Regions from separate parts of the Homo sapiens genome. Here region 1 is linked to region 2. Evidence: chromatin loops called from intact Hi-C (ENCODE). Cell type or tissue: GM12878. All regions are shown on one strand. Each heading gives the region's core, and the rest is flanking DNA. Links, peaks and the distances in the headings are about the cores only. Region 1 has its middle 83 kb from the start of MKKS. Region 2 overlaps SLX4IP (SLX4 interacting protein).

The links. Hi-C counts contacts between places; a loop is a spot of excess contacts. Peaks named below come from ENCODE experiments on the same cell type or tissue, not always from the same donor. Only the 100,000 strongest peaks of a DNase experiment are listed, where the experiment ranks them.
Region 1: it touches region 2 in a loop (2.7-fold over the local background); 3 of 110 quality-filtered maps call a loop at or near these places.

What each region holds. Positions count from the first base shown.
Region 1 is chr20:10,349,818-10,352,737 of GRCh38, reverse strand. No RefSeq gene overlaps it. Among named protein-coding and RNA genes, the nearest start is that of MKKS, 83 kb to the left of the region's middle. RefSeq lists an enhancer at 1,643-1,872. In GM12878, for the core only: no CTCF peak of the experiment used is centred there; DNase peaks (open chromatin) are centred at 1,707 and 2,357.
Region 2 is chr20:10,474,974-10,477,893 of GRCh38, reverse strand. The region is part of intron 2 of SLX4IP (SLX4 interacting protein); the gene reads right to left. Among named protein-coding and RNA genes, the nearest start is that of SLX4IP, 41 kb to the right of the region's middle. In GM12878, for the core only: a CTCF peak has its summit at 1,264; a DNase peak (open chromatin) is centred at 1,323; H3K27ac peaks cover 1,939 bases.

The sequences.
Region 1 (2,920 bases), core at 320-2,819, 130 kb after region 2:
CTGATCACAAAACCCACACCACTCGCTGGTGATATGCCCACGAATCCCAAGGCTTTAGTCACACAAAGAAAACAGCCGTTCTTCCGCGCTTTCATAACATGTAACCATGCCTTTTACGTAAAGAATTCCAGAAACTGGCTTAGGAAATCTAAATATTGTGGACTGTCCCACCTTGGGAAGGAATGCTGAACAATTGATTTACAGCTTTGTTGCTGCCAGCCAGACCACCAGGTGGTCCATTACTCAAGATAAACATTGCAACCAGATATGCTAACTGAATAATCTACCCCTCACATGCTTTGCCCAACCCAGCCTGCATACCCTACACCTGATGTTAATTCCCGTGCTTTGCCTAATAAAAAAGCCCCAACCAGCTTTTTCAGGGAGTCCTTGTACCTCCACTGTCTTCCTTGAGCTTGAGCACAAGCTCCAAAATAAAAACCTTGACTGGGAAAACTACCTGGCCCCGTATTAATTTTTATTACATGGGAAACCAAAGAGCTTGTGATCTGTAACATTTCCAAATCTTCTGCTCTGAATTTTGTTTTTCTTGAGACGGAGTCTCACTCTGTCACCCAGGCTAGAGTACAGTGGCGCGATCTCGGCTCACTGCAACCTCTATCTCCCGGTTCAAGTGATTCTCCTATCTTAGCCCCCAAAGTAGCAGGGATTACAGGCACGCACCACCACACCCAGCTAATTTTTTGTATTTTTAGTAGAGACGGGATTTCACCATGTTGACCAGGCTGGTCTCAAACTCCTGACCTCAGGTGATCTGCCCGCCTAGGCCTCCCAAAGTACTGGGATTACAGGCATGAGCCACTGTGCCTGGCCTGAAAATTCTTTTTTTTAAATTAAGATTTACTTTTTTAATTCAAAAGTTAACACAGCAGAGGTGTTTGTTCCAGGGGTGGTTGTGATGATTGTGGTCTATGACACAGCTTCCACACCTCGAGAATAACAATCGTCAGTGTTCAGTGAGCACTCCCTATGTGTTGTACTGTGAATAATCAAAACATGTATTTAGGCTACTTGGGAGGCTGAGGTAGGAGAATCACTTGAACCCGGGAGGCGGAGGTTGCAGTGAGCCAATATCACGCCATTGCACTCCAGCCTGGGTGACAAGTTTTGAAACTCCGTCTCAAAAAAAAAAAAAAAGTATTTGGTCTTTGCCCCTGTTTCCTGCCACAGAGTTTCAGAAACTCTTGGAATTTCCTTAATGACAGGAGTGTCTTTTGTTATTCATAATGAGCCACTTTTGCTATATCCAAGTATATGCTAATAAGGTAACTTTTGGCAGAGCCCCTAGAGAGCTTCAGGATGGGGGGTGGCAGCTAGGAAAATCAACCATGTGGTGAGAGGGTTGGAACCTTCAGCCCCAGTCCCTGCCTGCTGAGGAGGGGAGGCCAGAAACTGAGGCTAATGTGGCTAATGACTGATTCAATCATGCCTACATAATAAAACTTCAATAAAAGCTCTGAATGATGAGGTGTGAACTGCTTCCCAGTTGGTGCACACATTGATGTACCAGGAGGGTGGCAGACCCTGGCTCCATGGGGACAGAAGCTCCTGTGCTCAAGACCCTTCCAGATCTTGCCATCATATGTTTTTTCATCTGACTATTCATTTGTATCCTTTATGGGAAAAGAGTAATTGTAAGTACAGTGTTTTCCTGAGTCCTGTGAGTCATTCTTTCACAGGGTGAACCTCAAGGGGGTGCAGCCTGGGAGGTCACATGGGTTCTTGCCTTCATGCAGGAAGGAAATCAAAAGTGAGATGACAGAGTAAAGTGAAAGCAAGTTTACTAAGAAAGTAAGGGAGTAGGCCAGGCGAAGTGGCTCACGCCTGTAATCCCAGCACTTTGGGAGGCTGAGGCTGTTGGATCACGAGGTCAGGAGTTCGAGACCAGCCTGATCAACATGGTGAAACCCCATCTCTACTAAAAACGCAAAAATTAGCTGGCACACACCAGTCGTCCCAGCTACTCGGGAGGCTGAGGCAAGAGAATTGCTTGAACTGGGGAGGCGGAGGTTGCAGTGACTGTACTCCAGCCTGGGAAACAGAGTGAGACTCCATCTCAAAAAAAAAAAAAAATCAGAAAGTCTTACGGGGGCAAAAACCAGTTACTGCATTGTGAGGGCTCAATTGGCAATGTATTCCTGTTTAGTTTCTCCCTCTTGATTCCCTGATCCCCTGTTCCCCTCCAAACCGCCCCCATCTGACACTCCTGCTTCCTGGAATTATTTCCCAAATAAACTACCTATATGTTCTCAGGCTCTGCTTTCCAAAGAAACCAGGCCATGATAAGATATGGCTAACCTCAGCCGGAGGGATATTGATGTTACCTTAATGACAAAATGGTACAGGGATGAATGGGTTCTTGCTAAGTTTACTGCTCCTGTACTTTGACTTGTGGTGAAAGAAAATATGTTGAAACTAATTAAAATGGTTTCACATCATGAAATTTTTTGAAAGAAATGACCTCGAGCTAATAACATCTGAAAAATGAATAATAGGACAATTGAAAAAGTAACAATGAAGAGTGTTCTTTAGAATTTATGGAAAAATTAATACGAAGGGATTCAGAGTAGATAAGATATCCTTTTATGTGAATTTAAAATATATTTTATTACAGAAGGATTAGGATAAAAACCTTTGATAAGTTGTCATCTGGCTAAGGAAGGACAGTGGCCACATCATGCTGATATTTGCATCCTCACCATTTGGTGCCTGGAACATAATAGATATTTTAAAAATGTGTGTTGAATGAATAGAATCTTAATATTGGTAGTTAGACATTGTAATGGGTTGCATCGTGGCCATGAAAAACATGTCCAAGTTCCAACTTCAGATACGTGTGAGTGTGAATGTGATCTTATTTGGAAAAAGAGTCTTTGTTGGTGTAAATTAAGTGAAGAAT
Region 2 (2,920 bases), core at 312-2,811:
ATTGTAACAAGGAACACCACAACACACAGATTTCACATCTTAAGCAGCTGAAATAAAATGCCCAAAGAGGATGAGAAGGAGCCTATATAATCTTAAAATAGATATGTTTCCCAGCTGGTATCTTTGATTACTAATTAAGCTAAGGCTTATTTATTTGGTAAATGCTTACCAGTTGCCAGGCATTGTGTTAGAAACCTTTTATGTAACAACCCCATGAAGATTGACACTTATTATCCCCATATTGGAGAGAAGGAACCAAGATCCTAGAGATGAGAAGCAGTCAGGTCCATCTGACAACTGTGCAATAGCCTAACAAGAATTCCCTTCGGCCGGGCACGGTGGCTCACGCCTGTAATCCCAGCACTTTGGGAGGCAGAGGCAAGCGGATCACCTGAGGTCAGGAGTTCAAGACCAGCCTGGCTAACATGGTTAAACCCCATTTCTACTAAAAACACAAAAAATCAGCTCATGCCTGTAATCCTAGCACTTTGGGAGGCCAACGTGAGCAGATCATGAGGTCAAGAGTTTGAGACCAGCCTGACCAACATGGTGAAATCCCGTCTCTACTAAAAATACAAAAATTAGCCAGGCGTGGTGGTGCATACCTGTAACCCAGCTACTCAGGAGGCTGAGGCAGAAGAATCACTTGAACCCAGGAGGCGGAGGTTGCAGTGAGCCGAAATCATGCCACTAAAAGAGCGAAACTCCGTCTCAAAAAAAAAAGAGAATTCCCTTCACAGTCAGGTCAGAAATCTAAGGAACACTGGTATCTTTAGAACCTAAGACACCAAAAACCTGTGTCTGCTCTTGATACGGGAAAACCCACATTAATGCCCTAATAAGACCTCTTAAACTTCGAATAATATTTCTTAGAATTTAAACTGAAGACTGAAGGAAGGAGCTAAGACTCTTGGTTTTGCTGAAATTTGGAAAATCTAGCTTAACTGCAAAAGCATTAATGTTATGTAGTACCATTCACTTTTATTAAACACACATTTAGTTTGAATACTAGTTAATTTAAAAGTGCCCACAATGTTAAAGATAGTGATGGGTAAAACAATGTTCATTATATTCCTTCCCTTTAACAGTTTTACATTTTTCCATTGAGTTTTTTTTATCTACACACACACACATCTCCCATGATCTCTGCAATAAGAGGCTGATTCATGTAAATTTTACAGAAAGCACCCTTCTCTGGATAATTTTAACTTTTCCTAAAAATAAATATTCCAGTCCCCAACCCAAGGAGGGCGCAGCAGATCAAGAATGCACTGTCATGGCAGGTGGAGAATCAGTCATTATGGGAAGTGAAACAGACACACGCGGCATAGGAACTGATACAGCAACATCTGATTCCATCCAGCAACCTTTAAAAATGTAATCATTTTATCAGCTGTTGGTAGACTTTGCACAATGGCTAGCAGTACTACTTGGTGACAATTAAAAATACTAAAGCTACAATGCATTTTTTGTTGTGGAGGAAGTACAAATGGAATGCTGAGTCAAAAGCAAATATGCACACTCATAGATGACTATGGGACACTTTGCAATGCATTCAGTGCTTCAAAATTTAAGATTTAAGACCAGATTCATGCTACTGAAGGTTGGGTCCTCTCCCAACTCACAAGATCATCAAAGAGTAGCCATTCAAAAAAGTTTAGTAGAATGACATCCTCTTTGACACTTTTCTTGACTTTTACAATATTTGGTTTAATTATCATAACAGATATATATATACACACACACACACAGTGAGGGATGTGAAAAACCTTAAAACACTTCAAAATGCACACCGATAATAAAACACATTGCCAAGTTGTAAGTAAAGCAGTTAATTATGACCATCGTCATCCCCAGGAACCAAGAGAAGCTTCTCAAGGGTCAGATTATTCCAGCTACCTCTTGGATGCCCCCGAGGCCTCTCTACAAACTGTAAGTGCTCATTACTATGTTCTGTAAAAAGGCCTGTCTATGAGACTGCCAAAAAGAAACTTTCCAGCAAAGTCTCTAAATTGTAAAGTACTATCATGTAACTTCTGGGGGAATCTATGCCCCTCTTTCTGACAGCTGTCATGCTCAAGGGTGGGCATGGGCAGCCATGTATTTACCATGTGACACTGCCCCGTGCCACAATCGATGAAGCAAAAGTGGACATCTGCCCAAATTCACCTCCAGAAGTTTGCTATTGGGGCAGAAAGTGCAGCAGTTTTGTAGGATATGTCACTTGGGAGGTGAGGAGCCACTATCTTCTGCAACATGAACAAAGGAGCAGAGAGAGGCCAGCAGAGGGAGAATAACAAGGAAGATGCAAAGACCAGAATCCCACTTCTCAAAGAGAGGCCCACAGTGAAGCTGCCTCAGGGCCATGGGCAACCTGAAGCTACCTCCAGGCCCTCACCAGCTCAATAGCACACTGATGCCAGTATGCTGAGACAGTCACACTCCCTTATCATAAACTGCCCATTTCAAGTTCTAGTAGTTTGCGTGGGTGTTACTTCCTTCCAAAGAGCCTTGACTAGCAGTTACGCTAGTCTAAGCTAGTTATTATGACTCTAAATAAGACACTAAGTTCCCTTGGGCAACTTCTGAGATCCTCACTTTCCACTCCCCAGGGATTCTCATCTCATCACTGAAGGAGCTGAACAAGGATGTTTTTCAATGTTAAATTCTATGCATGACCTCAATACACCAAACTGATGGTGGCCGAGCTGTCGGCTGGAGCAGAGACAGGGATCTGGCTCTGGCCCTCCACAGAATGCAGTGCTTCCAGGGAACTCTGCTGAAAGCCCTGACTTGGATGCTCTCTAGGGATCCTGGCTTAGCCTTGGCAGATAATATTCCCAATGAAGAGCAGCTTTACTTGAGCGGCTCCACGTGCTTGCCCAAAGAAGGCAACAGACAGAGGATAAGGAGTGTTACT